Regions from separate parts of the Mus musculus genome. Here region 1 is linked to region 2. A link is a loop called in an ENCODE intact Hi-C map of the cell type or tissue named here. Cell type or tissue: gastrocnemius. All regions are shown on one strand. Links, peaks and the distances in the headings refer to the core of each region. The heading gives the core; the rest is flanking DNA. Region 1 holds the start of Tspan18 (tetraspanin 18). Region 2 has its middle 13 kb from the start of Cd82.

Region 1 (8,818 bases), core at 621-8,620, 140 kb before region 2:
TGGGTTGGAGCCAGGGATGGCCTTTCCTCTGCTGCTTACATCCAGTGCCTTATTCCTCTCGTTCCCATGGGGGCCTGTTAAACCTGCTTGAAGCCACAGCCAGGAGCAGAGGCTGCTCCACTGGCAGGGTCCCTGAATGTCAGGAAGCAGGTGGCCCAGCCTGCTCCCCAGGAGGCTGTACACAGTTGGCAAGCCTGAAAGCAATCTGTCTCAGCAGTAGAGATGGCCATGTTGGGGTGGGGTGGGTGGCAGGGAGCCATTCCTAGCAGTATCTCTGGGCTCAGGACTCATGAAAGGGCTAGTTTACTCCAAATCTATCGTGCACTCTCGACCGAAGCTGTTAGTTCATCCAGAGAGAGACAGACAGAGACAGAGACAGACAGAGAGACACAGAGAGATACTGAGAGGGAGACAGAGAGAGTGACTGAGAAAGAGAGAGACAGAGAGAGAGAGAGAGAGAGAGAGAGCGCTCAGTCCTAAGATCCTAGGCGGCTCAGGGTGGGCAGGAATTGGAACCTTTCTCCACTAGCCAGACTCTGTCCCTGCATTGGACGGTATCTGTCTGTTCTGCTGGGGCTGCCCCTTCTGGTTTAATAAGGCACACGGCCTCGCGCGCTAGCTCGCACTGTATATCTCAAACTAGACTCTCCTTCCACACCCCTACCCTTCTCTCCCAATTTCCAGATGAGTGCAGCACCCTTGGCTCCCTGACTCCCCACTCCCACAGAGGTGAACTCAGAAGAGTCACCTTAGAGGGAATGGGAGGAGATAGGGCCAGAAGGGGTTACTGGAAGAACATGGAGAAAGATCTGGAAAGTTCTCAAAGCAATAAGTTTCAGCAAGCCAAAGGAAGCCAGGGAGTACTGGGTGGAAAGTCAAGAAATGGCTGAGTGTGTTCACCACGTGCCACTTATCAGCCCCTTTGGCACCACCACCTGAAGTGTGTCACAGGCCCAATATGATCACTTAAAATCATGTCCCCATGTGCAGACTGTGTCCCACTGGGTCAGTTAGGGATAAGCCTAATGTCTGAAGGACTGGTGACCCAGCCATCCCAAAGGGGCCTGGAATGTTCCTCTCAGTACTCTGCTGCCAATGTCAACGCCAAGCTGGAGTTTCTCGTGGGCCCAGCTGCCCTTGACTGGTTAGAACCAGGTAACAGATCTGGCCAACGTCCCAGAGTTGAGTGAGATATACCACCTCCCACTGCGCATGGAATGCCTGCTGGCATTCCCAGCATCCTCTTCTCCTCCTGTAGTGACTTCAGTGCCATCTACATGGTTCAGAAGAGCAGCCATAGACATACCAGGGTTACCATCCGAAGCACCACAAAAAGCAGAAATGAGCAGACAAGCAAGCAGGGAATCTAAGGTGCAAGGGAGTTCTCTGTCACTCAGCCTAACAGAACACAGAGGCCATCATTCTGATTTTTCACAGACAAGGAATGGGCACAGAAACATGATGGGACACTAACTGCAGATCCAGAGCCTCTTCCTGTTATAGCCTGTTGTGATTTCCTAAGATTATCCCCCTCCTGTAAGCAACTAGGTCTCCAAGCTTCTTAACCCACCTGTCCCCGAGATGGCCGAATGGTATATGCAAGACAAAAAGAGCAAGAACGGTCAAAAGTGTGTGTGTGTGTGTGTGTGTGTACACCTGTATGTGTGTATGCATGCGTATATGAATGTGTGTGTGCGTGCTTGTGTGTATGTGTGCGTGTGTGTATGTGTGAATGTGTGTGTGTGTTGTGTGTGTGTGTGTCAAGTGGGTGGCCCAATTTCAAAGATCCTTATTGGGGTTCTGGGGTTCAGGAGAAGCACAACACAATGGCTGAGCGCACAGGATGAAGAGCCAACATGAGCTAACCTCAAACCCAAACCCCACTGCTGACTCCACTATCTCAGAGCCTTATTTTCCTATCTATAAAATGGGAACAATAACTAAAGCCCCCAGAGACCAGAGATGAGGACAGAGAGTAGTCCAGCCCTGACTCATGGGAACAGTCTCACATTTCTATACCATCACATGCAAGATGGACTAGAACCATAGCCTTCCTGGGGAAGAGGCTGGTGCAGTCTGAACTGCCCCCTCCCAAGCAGTTTGAGGAAGCTGCCCCAGCCCATACAGTGGGCATAGTCCCACTTCACAGACCTCAGAGCTGGCCCAGCCCACATCCACAGAGGGTATCTGGATCGGCTGGGGAAATGCAGCCCTCAGATCCCGAGAGCATTTATCTGAAAGTCCCAAGGGCTTTAGAGGCATGCTTAGCCCCTGGTCCTAGAACCCAGTGGACTCATCCCAGGGCTGGGGTGGTTTTGGAAGCTGTTTATCGGGCCAGCTTCTCATTGGCACCCGCAGGCTTGGTACTCAATTTGGATGGAATGCAGATCGGAGAGGAAAGGAAGAACTGGTAGATAATGGCGGAGAGACTAGACATAACACTGGCTATCCTGCAACGGGGACAGGGCTGCCCACTGAGGTAGTAAAATAAGAAAACAACCAGAAGACCAACTTATTGACAATATTCCACCCCTAAACACTGGGAAGATAACAGTCTGTGCTGTGCGTCAGATACTGCGCCGAGTGTTTTATTAGGATGATCTCACTGTGGGGCCACTGCAGGCTGAAGGGAGAGATTGCTAATTCCATTTTATAGAACTTGGAAGGCACTGGAAGGTGAGTGACCTAAGGTCACATAATTGGCAAGCAGGTAGACAGAACTTAAACCCAGGTGCTCTAATCACCATGGGGTGATTTTTCTAAACAGAGAGCCTGAGGCTCAGAAAAGGGCAGTGACTTAGCTGAAGTCACACAGCCTCATCTATGGCAGATCAAGCCTTCTAATTCTAGGTTCCCTGGGTTTTCTACTCTATCTTACTCCACCACAGCTCTCACGAGCCTGTTTCTTCTTATGCCCAACCCAGAAGTCTAGGATAGGAGCCAGGGTCCTTCTGATAGCCTACGTCAGCTGCAGACCCGGGTTTCACCATCACATTCCGTCTTTCTTTGTAAAAATAAAAACCAAAATCCTTGTGATCTGCCTCACTCCATCACATGGAGCACCGGCACTCGATGCCAGCCCTAGTGGCAGGAGGCACCCAAGCTGGCATGTTTGCCTGAGAACATTGGGTTGCAGGGATGCTCAGCAGCTGCCATCATCTGTTCTCTGGGGCCAAGTGCTGGGTGCTGCACTCTCTCTATGGAGTCCCAGCTGAGTTCAGACAACCAACCGTTCCTGATTCCCCTTTTCAGTGGTTGATGAAATGGGCCAGAAGAGCACCTCTCTCAACAGGGAGGGGTTGCTAAAATGTGTGGTCCAGCCGCAGGCCCTGGCTCTGCCCAGGGAATGGGGGTTAGATAGGCATCCAGACAAAGATGCCTGCACCAGCTGCTGTGACACTCCTAGCAGAGATGGGTCACACTCCCTTCTCTCTACCCCAACCTGCTGGATTGAGTGTGAGTCCACTGGGTTCTAGTACCAGAGGCTAAGCAAGGGGAGGCCAGGCACCCTGGTGAAGAACCAGCATTCTGTTCAGCTAGACCAGAGGCAACATCCAGCTTGGTTGTCCAGAATCCCAAAAGGCTTCCCTGGATTTAAGTCACAAGACCCCTCTATCCCCAGAGCTGTTTACAGAGAGGGAAGAGGGGCCACTGAGAAAGTGGTTCATCTAAGGCCTCCATGAGAAGCTAACTGGTTGGATTTCAAATCTGCCCTTTCTCCTCTACCAGCCCCTTCCCACAAACCCCCCTAATATCTTGACTCCAAACCCAACCAGTCCCAAGTCCAAAGCACTAAAATGTCACTTAGATGGTAGGGGACTATTTCCAGCCTGGTGTGGAAGTTACCAGAAAACTGGGGGAGGGGTCCTTTCTGGATTCAGATCAGTCTGTCCTAGGTGCAAGTCCAGAGGTTTGTTTCCTCAAAGCTCCCTGGAGATTCAGTGATTGACTGGCATCTTGGTCTTGGGGACAGAGAGACAAAGAAATGAGCCTGGGCTTGGACTACTGAGAAGTCAGAAACTGGGGAATCTACCTGGAGTCCAAGAGACAGGACCAGAGGCAGGAGCAACTTTGGAAGGTGGAGAACCTCTATGTTGTCTTCAGTGTGAGGGCTGGGGTGAGTAAGGAGTAAAGAGAAGAGACAGCACCCAGAATCTGCAGGCCTTCGGGTTGGGAACATGCTAATACCCACGTTCCAGGGGTGGGCGGGGCTCTCCAACTAGGCTACACACACACACACACACACACACACACACACACACACACTGAGAGCCATTAAAACTAAAACAAACAACACTCTTCTTTTGTTTTCTGGCATGTCTTAAAGACAAACCCAGTGACAAGGGTCCCCACCCTTTCCTTTGCCTCTCTGCGTTGGCTCTGCCATTCCAAACAGAAGCCAGGCAGATAGGATGATCTGTCTGATGGAAACTTTGTCCTGGATGGGGGTACTAGCTGTATCCAATAAACACATGTGGTTTCTACCCAGGCTGAAGGCAGGACCCCATCTGTATCTTGGGGACCCATTCCCAACACCTGTGTGTGTGTGTGTGTGTGTGTGTGTGTGTGTGTGTGGTGGGGTATATGGAATAGCTTGGATGGTGAGCACGAATTCCTAGCAAGGGCACATGAAAACTTCAGTCGGTGTGAAGCTACGGTCTCTGTGAGCTTATCTGTACTCTCTTGGGGGAACAGAGAGAAGTTTAGTGAGAAGAGAAGGCACCAATTCCCTCCAAAGTCCCCTCCATAAGAACAGCCTTTCACACAACAAAGATGACCCTTTCCACCCACACAATACAGGAGTCTAAGAGTACAGGAAGGAAGAAAGTGCGTTTTCACCAGCATGTGGGACGTGATCATAGAGATGCATGTGGGACCTCAGGCCCAGGACATGGAGTGCTCTCGGTAATGGGTGAGGAGTGTATCCCTTTTGATGAAACTATAGAAATTCCTATGCCCCCAATCTACCTATGCCCAGAGAGAGGACAAATCCTGCCCACCACGCCCAGAGATCTGACCAGGACCAGGACAAAAGATGCCACTTTTACAAAAATGGCTGGGTTTCAGTAACTTCAAGTAAATCCAACTAATGTTCTATCCTATTGTCTCCATGCAGGCTTGCTGTTCATGTAAACTTTCTTTTGTTTTTCTGGGTGTAAATTGTTCACTCATCCTTGCCAGCAGCCCACCTCATGACACTGATCCGTCTGATCGTTGCACATCAGTCTCACAGTGGGTGCACCTCCGTCCGATTCTCTGGGACAAGGTGGGGAGCTCCTCCAAACAGACCCCACGCGCATTGCCTTGGTCCATCTGCGGTTCCATGAGCTCAGAAACTCAGAGAAGCTCCTAGGCTGGTCTGGGAAGCCGATCTGGCCAGGGAAGGGCGCCCCCTGGCGAGACAACTCTCCCAGCGCAAGCAGGACCCGGAGCCCGCGCGCGCCCACCTCGGCCAGCCACGCTAAGGAACCCACGGCCACCACACCCCACATCCGGCCGCAAGGAGCTCCGGACCCGCCCGGGAACCTCCTAGGTCTCCACATCCACGGAGCTGGACATCTTCCCGCGCAAGGAATGATAACTCGGGTGCGAGAGCAAAATCTAGGAGCGTTCTCCAGGCCCTGCTACCAGGGTCCCACGAAGGCGAAGAGCGCTCGGTGCCCCAGCCCGATCGGCTGTCCGCCGCGCCCAAGCCCGGCTCCGTGTCCCCCGTTGTGACCTGCTTGTGTGCAGGGTCACTTGGGCTCACCCCTTCACTCTCGGTACAGCCCCGGCCAACACACCGGCTCTGGGAGTCCCACCTGCCGCCTTACTGTCGCCTGAGCCCCCGAGATCGCTGGGCGCAGAATGGCTGCACCTGACCTGGGCGAAGTCGCGACCCGAGCATGCTCCGGGTCACTCAGTGCGGCGCTGTCCCCGCCCCCAGGGGAGTCGCTTCAGAACTTGGTGGCCGCTTACCCGAGCGTCCTGGGACCCGCACTGATCTGGGATCTCCCCCGAAGCGCGCGGTATCCCGGGGCCAGTACGCACAGAGGGGCTCAGTGATTGAATCCTACCTGGCAGAGGCTCGGCCGCGGGGTAAAGTTTCCCCAGGCGCAGAGTGCGCTCGCAACTTGCGGGGCACCGGTAGTCCTGCGCCGCGGCGCTGGGCTAGGCGTCAAAGCGACAAGGAGCGGCGACGCCCGCTGGGGGCCAGGGCCGGGCGGCCTGGCGTGGCTGGGCTTCGGAATCGCACAGCGTTGCGTCCGCCTGCAGCTTGCAGCCCCTGAGACGCCGGCGGCAGCTGCAGCGGCTCACCCGCCACCGCCGCCGGCCACACCTCCCGCCACCCTCCGGCCCGCCCTCCCGCTCCCTCCGCCCCAGCCTCCGCCCCTCCGTCTCCTGTCGCCACTACTGCCGCCGCGGTGCTGGCGCGTCTCCGGGGCGGACACGGCTCTCATGGTCCACGGCCGCTCTCTCACCGGGTCCTAGAGCGTGGTTTCTGGAACTGTGCTCTCCCGATGTCCTCTGCACTCCTAGCCTCAATGTCTGAATTTAGGAGATTGCTGGAGAAGGGTGAAGGTAGCACGCTAGACTGGGACATTTATTCCCTGGAAGCTTTCTCGCTGTTATCACACCGTGTGTGGGACTGCAGGGCTGGGGTGTGGGATTCTCCATTGCGATGTCGCGTCTTGGTTTCCCACTTACTGCCAGGGAAGTACCAGATAGAAACCTGTGCAGCAAGCTCTATTAGGGTTCATTGTTGGTGCCTCCCAACCCCATCCGCTGTAAACTATAGCACTGCTAAGGACCAGACCAGTGAGAGGCTCTCACTTCATCCTCTCCTCCACTGGGGTTCACTAAGACAGCTAACCTATGCTATACAGAACCCATATAAAATTCACAAGCAGGCACTCAAGAGCCACAACCTAAGAAAGACTGTCATGAGAAGGCTCAAATCGTTGGCAGCAATTATCAGTGTCTCAGCTTTGAAAAGTCCTGTGAGGCCACACACACACAAATCAAACTACACTCTACAGGAGACCACTTGGCCCACTGATCTCACCCAGGACAGACACTCTTTGACTTCAGTGTGGAACTTGGTGAAGTCAGGATGCTAGACAGAGCTTTGAAGGGTAAACAGAAAACCAGACTTGGTATTTTCAAGCCCACAGTCCAAGAAGTAAAATGTCTAAGGTCTCAGGGCTGTTCCTTTGAACCACTTCACAGAGAGAGGCCAAGAAGGGGATTTGACAGAGGGGCATGCAGTTTCGAGAACAGTGGACCAATGGCGTAGGTGTGGAAGTCTGTCAATATATAGATACCTCTTCAGCTTCCCAAACAGAGTGTGTGTGTGTGGGGGGGGGGGGTGGGGCACGGAACCCTCTGGCTGAGAACCCTCACAGGCCCTTAACTCAAGGCTGCTGCTGTAAAAGACTGCTGCATGGGCCTCCTGGGAACCAAGAGGGGCATCCCAGAAACTTAAGCAGAATCAAGCTGTGAGGGAAAAGGCCCAGGCTTGGCAGACAGGAGGGGCCTTTAAAGATTAAGTTTTGACAAAAGCAGGCACAGTGTAGTTTAGGGGAGACAGCACAAGCTGGGGGCCAGCAAGATGGCTCCCTGCTAACAGGTACTTGCCACCAGCCCTGACTCCTGAATTCCACCCCAGAACCAACTAAGTAGATGGAAAGAAGATTGGGCCGGCTGTACATCTCACGTCCAGTTAGGACAGTGGATCTAACTCCAGGCCTCCGTTTCCTTCTGCCTCCTTGAGAACGTTAGTCTGACTGGGCCCAAGGATGACGGCTGCCTGCTTAAGTGCTTTCTTTAAATCAGCACTTATTTTATATTTTGTTTTACTTAAACGAGTTTGTTTTTAAACAGTGATATGTTCTACCACGGCCATAAATGGAAGAGCAGTGTCGGATTGCTATAAATAGAAGGATATCATAAAACAAATACAGTGCGAATAAAATGGTGTCATTAAACTCCAACAACGGATCTTCAGTCATAATAAAAGAAAGTGTAACAAGATGCCGCTGGCTGCTTTGGCTAAGAAGGGCTGAGCATCGCAGGGCTCACTCCCACTTGGAGTCCAGTGAGCGCCAAAAAGGTCACTAAAGACACATTAGCAACCAGCGTGGGACACCGCACACCAGGAAACATGATACCTGTATAGCAGAGACAGAAAAGTGCCTTTTTTCTCCCCCAAAATGGGGACCCTGGAAGTTTAGTCCCATGAGACATAAGACCACATTTTGATGCTGGGAGAGCTAGTCTCCTATTCATAGAACAATCTTAGTCTTAGTGTTTCCACATGCAAAGTTGAGCAAACAACCTGTAGGGTCCCTTCAACTGTTCTGTCGGGAAACCAAGAAAGTTCCCCAAATGGTGGCTTATCATGAGGTTTCAGGCAGGCAATGAAGTATTCCAAGGGGATGGAGTGGGGAGGGGAGAAAGACAGCCCAGGGGTGAAATGGAAGGGCCAGCTAGCTCTGACCAAGGAGATGCCAGGTTAGCACAGACCCAGAAGCCGCCAGGTTCAGAAGGCCCAGGATTCCTCATTTGCCCACTCCAAAGAAACCCCATGGGGATTCATCGTAGTCCAGCTACTTCATTGTCTTCATGGGGATGCTGAGAAAGATTGGTGGGGTTGACAGATGAGCATGGCAATAACATGGGGCCTCCTGACTCCTGGGTCAAGACCTCCCAACTCCCTGCATAGGGAGGGGTTTGATAGTTAATACCGTCAATTTGACAGAATCTAGACTCATCTAGAAGCTGGATCTCTATTATGTCTTTGAGGGAGTTTCTGAATTGGGTTAATGAAAGTGGGAGA
Region 2 (8,818 bases), core at 357-8,356:
TCACCCAGGCTGCTTTCTTACCATGTTACCTCTGCACTGGCCCCTCTGTGCTGGTTTCCTCCCCAGTGCTGGTTTCCTCACCCCTGAGCTCTTGCCAGTTACAGGAAATATGAGGGAAACAGCTCCTTGCTCTAAAACGAGGTCATCTACCTCCCCCTAGTGTCCACAGTTGTCAGTGCAGCGAATCTTCTGGCCTGTATCTCTATCATCAGGTGTGTGTGTGTGTGTGTGTGTGTGTGTCTTTTGTGAGAGACAGACAGGGAGACATACAGGGATAAAGACAGAGTTTGTGTTTCTGTGTGTGTTGTCACCTCCTTCAACTAGTTAAGGTCTCATGTTAACTCCCTATGGCTGGGAACCAGAAGAAAGAATTTGGACCCCACCTAAGGCTCCAACTGCAGACATTCTCCCTGTCTCAGACCTTGGTCACACAGGTCAGTGCTGGTCTGTGCACAGCACAGTGCCCTGTGCCTGAGGGTGATCATGGCAAGAAAAATGCAGTTAAAGAACAATTGCAGACACATTTGAGTCATTGAGGGGAGGAGCGGACCTGGGTGGGAGAGGTAGGTTCAAGCCTGGGGTCCAGGAGGGAATCCTCAACCACAAGACAACAGTGCAGAGCAGATGTGACAGGTGTCACTGTGCCCATCCTCTGTCAGGAGCCCCGGGAGGGAAGCGTAAACTGTGGCATGACCACTGCCTGGCACAGCCAGCAGGGCCTAGGAAGCCCCCCGAAGACCCAGTTTCTTCCTGGCATTCCCTTCTAGATCCCAGCCTGGGCAGTGGGTCTGTGGGGCGGGGGAAGCCTGCACTACTGCATCCACACAGCTCTCTAGAGAGCCTAGAACTTGTTAGTCTCCTGCCTCAGTCATCCACGTGCTAAGATGACAGAGTTAAGTCTCCATGGCTAGTTAGATCTGTATTTAAGGACTGTCCTTGCTCTGCAGAGGAGAAAACAGAAGGGGAAAGAAGTTCAAGTCTCTGACGGTGTTCAAGTCCAGTCATCTTGACTCCAGGAGCTGTCAGCCATGTCTGGTCAACCAGTCAGTACCCTCAGTGGCTGGTGTCTGACAACTTCTGGGTCCCCAGAGAGAAGTGTGCAGGACTAAACAGCAAGCCATGAAATCCCAAAACTGTTGAATAAATAGATATTCGTCTCTTTAGGGAGAAATTCATCTCAGGTGTTTTGTCGGAGAGACAGGAAGCAGACTAACACAGCAGGCCTGACTCCAGCCCTCAGAAAGCCTGAACCGAAACCTCTGTCGTGCACACCATGTGCAATGGTCTATTTCTGTTCAAGGAGCCTCTTCTTTGAGCTCCAGACTTCTTGTAAAGCAGTGTCATATGTGGGGCTTTACTGCTGTGAACAGACACCACGACCAAGGCTGCTCTTATAAGGACAACATCTAATTGGGGCTGGCTTACAGGTTCAGAGGTTCAGTCCATTATCATCAAGGCAGGAGCATGGCAGCATCCAGGCAGGCATAGTGCAGGAGGAACTGAGAGTTCTACATCTTCCAAAGGCAGCTAAGAGAAAACTGGCTTCTGGGCAGCTAGGATGAGGGTCTTAAAGCCCACACCCACAGTGAGACACCCACTCCAACAAGGCCACACCTACTCCAACATGGCCACACCCACTCCAATAAGGCCACACCCACTCCAACAAGGCCACACCTCCTAGTAGTGACTCTTCCTGGGCCAAGCTTATACAAACCACCACAAGCAGGAAGAACAAACTCAACACTATGGTGTTATAGACAGATGAGTGAGGTGTGGCCAGGCTTCAGGCTTTGTAAGGTGGGTGTGGTTCAAAAGAAGAGACAGTGAGGACCATGGGGGCGGGGGCGGCAGCTGGCGATGGTGGTGACAGAGATGTTGCTGATGGTGATGCTGGTAATGGTGGTGCACAGTACACAGTGGTGGTGGTGGTGACTGCTGTGTTCACGGTGATATGGCAATGGGTAATGAATGGTGGTGTGTCTGTGAGAGACTAGGGGCCACCATGTGATGATGGTATTGATGCATAGTGTCAGCTGGTGATGGCGTTGATGGAAATGATGAGGATGGAGGTGATAGATGGAGATGATGCTGATGAGGATGTCAATGGCACATCGGTATGGCAGTGGTAGAGGTGATGATTGTGGTGATGGGGATGATGAGGAAGATGGTGGTGATGGATGATGCTGGCAAGGGTGGTGATGGAGGTGATAATGATCATGGCGGTGAGGGCAATATGTCAGCGGAGGAGATGACAGTGGTGACAGAGATGATGGTGATGGTGGTGGGGAAGGTGATGATGACTGAGAGGATTAGGATGGTGGAGATGCTGGTGGTGATGGAGATGATGGTGATATGGGTGATGGTAGTGATGGAGTGATGGTGATGGTGGTGTGGAAGATCACGGTGATAGGTGGTAGTGGTGGATGTGGTGGTCATGGTGGGGAATAAGATGACTAGGATGGTATGATGGTGGGGATGGTGGTGATTAAGGTGATAGAGATGACTGAGGTCATAGCAATGATGGTGGCTAGGATTCAGTTGCTGGGTGGGACCGGACATTCAGAAGATGGAGGTATGGTGGGTTATTTTGTTTTTGTTTTGGGGTTTTGGTTTTGTTGTTTGTTTATTTGTTTGGTAGCATTGATTTGAGCTCTTCCATTGCTTTTCCAGATCCTTATTTCTTTTGTTTTTCTAGATGACGCTTTATTACTTCCTTCCAGCTGTTCTTGGGTAGGTATGTCCAGACATGTCTCTGTTTACTCACCGCCTGTTTCCCTCATGGGCGCCCTTGCCAGCAAGTCCCTCTTTCTGTTCTCATTTTAGTCAGCCACAGCACCTGCCATGCTGGCCAGGCACCCACCCTCTGGCCCATCATCCCCATCTGCGCTGGAGCTCAGCAGCCATGCGAGAGAACTGACCAAACTCACGGAGCAGGCACTTGGCTCAGTCGGGACCAGTCGCTGCTGTGAATCACCCTCTCGTGGGTAGTGGGTACTCACTCCCAAGGACCAACAGCAAGGGTGTGGGGAATGTTGGCACTTCTAATTGGCGTATGTTGTCTGCTTAAAATATGCTTTTGTCGTAACATTTTCAGACAAGAAGTACCACCACTGTCCTCATCGTGGTGACGAAGTCCCCGGCACTGGCATCTTGAGGAAGACTTCACTTTGGCTCACAGTTTGAGGGCACAGCATGGAGGCGCAGGTGTCAGGCGCTCTCTCGGGGTTGTTGTGTACCCTATACCTGGGGAACCTGTCTGTGGGATTGGTGCCATCCACGGCCAGAGAGGGGCTTCCTTCCTCAGTTAAGCCGTTCTGGAAGCACTCTCATAGTCCTGTCCAGATTACGTTTCTCATCAAGCCGATGAAGAAACGCAAGCGGCAGGTGCTTATGACGTTCTTGGGTCATTTGCCGCCCTCGTCCCTCCTCTCACAGGTTCCTTTTGTCTTTCAAGATAGCCTCCTGTGTTTTGTGGATTTTGTTTGTTTGTTTGTTGTTGTTTTAATTAAGGTGGGATTTCATTATGGAGCCCTGGCTGTCCTGGAACTGGCTGTATAGACCCGGCGGGCCACAAACTCACAGAGATCAGCCTGCCTCTGCCTCTCGAGTGCTGGGATTAAAGGTGTGCACCCCCACGCTCAGCCTGTTTTCAAAGCTTTATTTCACATATGAGAGAAAATCAGTGGTGCTTGCTTTTCTGAATCTGAAATTTGCACAGCGTGATGATCTCTTCAAGGCCAAATATAAACTCCACTGTGTCTCTGAACCAATTCTCTTCAGCCCTTAAGCCTTTGCACTTCATAGTCTATTTATCCCGAAGGGACTGAGGTTAAGGGAGAGGGAGGGAGGAACGGAGGGCGGGCCTAGCATCTTTCCGGCAGCCCACAAAACCATGTTATGCTCATATGCCACCACGAGGTGGCGCCCAAGCCCTTATAAAACACACGCGATCCAGGCTGCAGAGACCGTGCTGGGATTATTGCCAGCTCTGCACCAGAACTTTGCGATAGAGCTGCGGAGGGCTCCACACAGGGGCAGCCAGTCACACAGGGGCTTTTCTGATACCAGCACAGTCCATTCAGGTATCTGAGCCTCAGTTGAGTCTCCATCACTCTGGGACAGGAAGTAGGTGAGCTGCCTGGCTTTAGGCCTGAGAGTCCATGGAGTTTGGTTCAGCTTCTCAGTTCCTAGTCTGTTTTGAGTTGACACCAATTGCTAGGAAAGCCCGGGGCCTTGACAGAGATCCCTGCTTCACAGATTCTGTCTCTCTTGGAGGAAAGGAAAGGAGATGGGAAACTCTTCAAACTTGCATCTAGAAAGTAGAGACCAGGACTGTTGGGCATTCAAGGCAGTGCCAATTCTTAGAGAAGATGCCCTCGGGATATCTCCCCCTCCTTCCTAACCCTCCCACCTCTCTCTCTCAGCCCACCCTCACCTCCAGCTACCCCTAGCCTTGCACCTTGAACTTCTCTAATCCTGCTTCCATCTCTCAAGTGATTAGAGTCTCCCAGGTTTCTGTGGTGCTGGGGATGGAGCCAGGACTTACTGTGTGCATGGCAGGCAAGCACTCTGCTGGTGGAACCCCACCCCAGCACCAAGTCCGGCTTCTCAAGAGGCACCCAGAGCTACAGGGATAAAGGGTATGGGCCCCTGAACCTCTCTCACCTCTGTTCCTGAGCCTTCTTAGCTGTACAACCCAGGAAAGCACCCACACCCCACCCCACCCCCACCCCCAGCTCTATGACACTGCTACAACCTAGGTAAGTCCCCTCAATGTGGAATGGGAAAAGGTCATCTGCAGGATGACCTATAGCCATATCCTCTACTGCCTCCCCCATTGTACATAGGAGCTGGAAATGGAAGTAGATAACGCGAAGTCTGTCCTGGGTGGGGGACAAAGACCCCTGTCTCAGTGAAGCCCTCCTGGATGTGGTCCATAGCCTGTCCAACAGCTGCTGAGCTGGGCTGCTGCTCTGGGTCCTGACCAAATGCAAGTCTTGTTGACCCCAAATCTCTACTGTCCTTATATACCCCAGCCTCCCCTTACACACACACACACACACACACACACACACACACACACACTCCCATCCCTCTGACCTTGGAAGGGATTCCAAGAGGATTCTGTAAGCTTTGTCCATCCCCATCACAGATGGGCAATATGGGTGACAGGAGCCAATGGGCTGGTCCCAGATCCTTAGGCTGTCCGCCCATCTATAGTCAACCTCCACCCAACTCAGAGCCACTCCCTAGTCTCCTGAGAGTGGACCAGATGTCTGTGAAGGGACACTAGCCTGAACCCCAAAGTCACCACTCTCAAACTGTCCTCCCACTGGTAATTAACTCTGGGCCAGGCCTCCGTAGCTCCCAGGACACGCAAGCTGGGACCTCGCCCAATGTCCGGATTCCAGAAGAGAAGTGAAGCCAAGCCCCTGAGGTCATCGCCGCCTGTGCTGGTCAGCACTGCTCCCACACACTCTTCCTAGGTCCTCATCCCTTGGAGAAGGAGCTGGAAGCCTCAGAAGGTCTACATCTGCTGCTGTCAGCTTTCAGCAGTATGGCCTAGAGAAAGCGGCTTCCTCTTTGACCTTCAGACCCCTTTCCCCTGAGACCCCTGACTCTTTATCGAGATAGCATGCATGAGTGCCCAGTGCCTTATGTGTCATCGATAGATTCTGTTGTTCTTTCAAGCGTCCCCAAAGGAAGAAACAGACACTTCTTTTTCTGGAACCCCAGGCTCCTCTATCTGATATCGACTCCCGGGTCTGGCTCCTCTGCTATTCTCGGTGTGATACCATAGTCCCCACCTCTATCTGCCCCGCCCTCCTCAGCCATCCTTCCAGCTCCAGGAGGTGAGTGGTCTTCAGCCAGGATCACTCCTGTGTGCTGCAGTGTCCAGATCAGGGCTGGGCACGGGTGACCTCCACCTCCCGTGCTGGCTCTGGTTGTGCCTTGCTCTTTCTCTGCTGTGTTTCCCTGGCTTAGATTCCTTTTCCTGTTGAGAGGCAATAAGACCTTGTGATAACTGAGAGCCCAATCTATACACTCAGGGTGTCAGCTTTTTAAAGTCTATCCACCAACCCTATAAGGTTGTATGTGGATGGGGACATTGGGGCATGAGGAAACTTAAGTAGGTTTAAGGTCATGCTACTAGCCGGTGGTGAAACCAAAGCAGATATTGGGTGTGGTGGTAGACACCTGTAAGGCACACTTGAGAAACTGAGTCAGGTTTGAGGCCAGTCTGCTCTACACAGCCAGATCCTGACTAACACACGGACAGATACGCACATGGTAAAATCTAAAAGTCCAAAGATAACGAAAGTTCCAGGGATCCATCTTAATAGATCAGTCCTCACTTCCTGGTGGTCAGTGCTACCAGGCTGACCAGGGACCGTCACTCATGTAGGCTGTCGGAACCCAGCACTGAGCCAAGGCTGCCTGGAGCTAGGACAGCTGCTGGGGTTCTGCCACCTGGCGGTCACATTGGGAATTGCACCACTCCAGCTTGGTCACTTCTTTTTGTTTGTTTTGTTTTGTGGTTGCACCACCAGGCCTGACCTCAGAAAATTAAGATTTAACTACACCATTGAGGCACCAGACTCCCTGACAACCCATCCACAAGAATGCAGGCAATCACGCCTCACGTTCCATCGCTCCATCCTCTGCACGTCTCCAGCCCAGACACCTGCCCAGTTCTCTTGAGCATCTGGAACATCTGCTGAGGGTTGAGACACAGTTCTGTTCTACCTATAGGCTTTCTGGCCTAGGTTGACCCTGTTCACCTGGGCTGGGACTGCTCCCTTCACCCCATTGGCAACTCCTCCTCTCTCCTTACTGACCACAGCCCAGGAGCTCTGGACTTCCTCTGTGTCTCACATGAACCAGGTTGGTGGCAGCCCCAGGGCCCTTGCACTGCCTGGAGTATCTCCCCTCTAAAAGGACATACATTAGGGTGTCTTCTCCAATACCCCTTCATGTATGTATGTGTGTGTTTGTGCGTGTGTGTGGGTATGTGTGTATGTGTGTGTGGGTGTGTGCATGTGTACCCATGCATGCCACAGTTCATATACAAAGGTCAGAGGACGACAGTTCTCTCCTTCCACCATGCAGATCAAGCTCAGGTCATTAGGCTCAGCCACAAGCACAGTTAGCAGCCGGCCGTCTCACAGGCACTCCAGTGACCTCTCTGTGTTTACCTATCTGCTGCCCTACCTCTTCACCACTATAAAAACTCTATAAGTTCATGGCTGCCTCTGCCTCTGCCTCCTTTGGTTGGTGTTGAACCTGGCATGGCCCAGCCTCAATGACCACCTGACAACATCTGTTAATTATCTAGATGGAAAGAAGAAAGAGACGAAGGGAAGGAACAAAGAAGCAGCCAAGGAAAGGAAGGATGGGGGAGGGGGATGGAAGGGAGGGAGAGAGAGGGGAGGGAAGGGAGGGGAAGAAGACAGAAAGGAGAGAGGGAGGGGAGGGAAGCTGCCTCATAAGATTTGGTGTCATTAGAAGGGTCTTGCTCCATTGGGTTGGTGGTCTTGGACATGAGCTCAGACTCAGAGGGACCCACCCTGTTGCCGTGACCACACCTTGCTGGAGGACAGAGCTGGGTAAGCCAGTCCCACATCCCACACTGGGCCTGCAGCTCCTTTGTTTGCTGAGTTGAGAACTAGAGATTCCTGTGTGTGGGCTGGGCCTTTAGTCTCACCCTGGCTTGTGGCTGAGTTGTCAGTGAAGGACTGTGGGCTGGACTAGGCCCCCGTTTCCCCCTTTGCAGAATGGGCTGGGCTCTGTAAAGCCAAAGATCAGTTCTAGGTTCCTGTGATCTCTTAGCTGTCACGTGCGGCCTCTTCCTGGGGACACCCGAGGATGGGGACGCTGTTCTTGCCCACCTGGAAGCTTGGGAGATGGGGCCATAACCTTGAGTTTCTGTGGAAACGTGGGCCATTTTCAGGGCTTGCTGTGGGAGGATTTAGTCTGGCTCAGAAGGGTCAGCTGCCAAATGTGCAGAGTTTGCTAAGAGTCTGGAGGTGTCGGGAATGCGCTGGGCAGCAGAAGGGGCTGCTGGACCCTTGTGTGGGTGGGGCTCTCTTATGAGGCTACAGACCTGCAATGGCGAGCGCTGGGGAGAAGCTGTGCTTTGGGGTCCTTCCACTTCCTCTGCCCTCCCTAGGGTCTCAGAGCTCTGTGACAGCTGAGTGCTTGTTCCTAGGCAGTGGCCACCAGCACCTTCTCTATGGTTTCTGGAATGACAGGAGAGGTGTCTGTTATGGAAAAGACACTGCCATTGTTTATGTAGAGGATCAGGGATAGCAATGTGGTCAACAGCAGCTGGAGAGAAGGCTCAGCGGGTAGGAACACCTGTTGCTCTTGCAGAGGGACCCGAGTTCAGTTCCCTGCACCCACATGAAGGCTTGTCTAGTCTACAACTCCAGTTCCAGGGGGCCCAATGGCCTATTCTGGCCTCTGTAGGCACTAGGCACACATGTTATACATATATATGCAGATAAAACCCACGCACACATAAGTAAATATTTAAAAAGTGTGTGGTGACCAGGCCTGGAACCACAAACTGGGTACACAGGGCATTCTGCAAGCGTCCTGAACACAAGGATGGCCCTGTCAGTCACTTAGATCTTGAACAAAGCTAGGCACAGTTGAAGTGGGTAGCACCATGGCTCAGCCTTAGGGCTGTCCAACACCTCTGGACTCTCAGCTTCTGCAAAGCGAGGGGAGGCCTGTCTCAGGAGGAGTGGACCTTTGGGCACACGGGTGTGATGGTTCTTAGGTCAATGGGAATCTCTGCATAGCAAGCCTGCAG

Evidence for each region. Hi-C counts contacts between places; a loop is a spot of excess contacts. Peaks named below come from ENCODE experiments on the same cell type or tissue, not always from the same donor. Only the 100,000 strongest peaks of a DNase experiment are listed, where the experiment ranks them.
Region 1: a loop joins it to region 2, with 4 times the contacts of the local background. A loop is called at or near these places in 10 of 42 quality-filtered maps.

Annotation. Positions count from the first base shown.
Region 1 is chr2:93,328,216-93,337,033 of GRCm38, forward strand. Tspan18 (tetraspanin 18) reads right to left here and starts at 6,272. Exons shown (of 10, transcript NM_183180.2): 1 at 6,057-6,272. In gastrocnemius, for the core only: a CTCF peak has its summit at 5,405; DNase peaks (open chromatin) are centred at 3,108, 5,406, 5,917 and 6,326; H3K4me3 peaks cover 2,149 bases; H3K27ac peaks cover 2,049 bases.
Region 2 is chr2:93,471,279-93,480,096 of GRCm38, forward strand. No RefSeq gene overlaps it. Among named protein-coding and RNA genes, the nearest start is that of Cd82, 13 kb to the left of the region's middle. In gastrocnemius, for the core only: CTCF peaks have their summits at 3,913 (motif pointing right) and 6,480 (motif pointing left); DNase peaks (open chromatin) are centred at 2,882, 3,194, 3,607, 3,940 and 3 more places.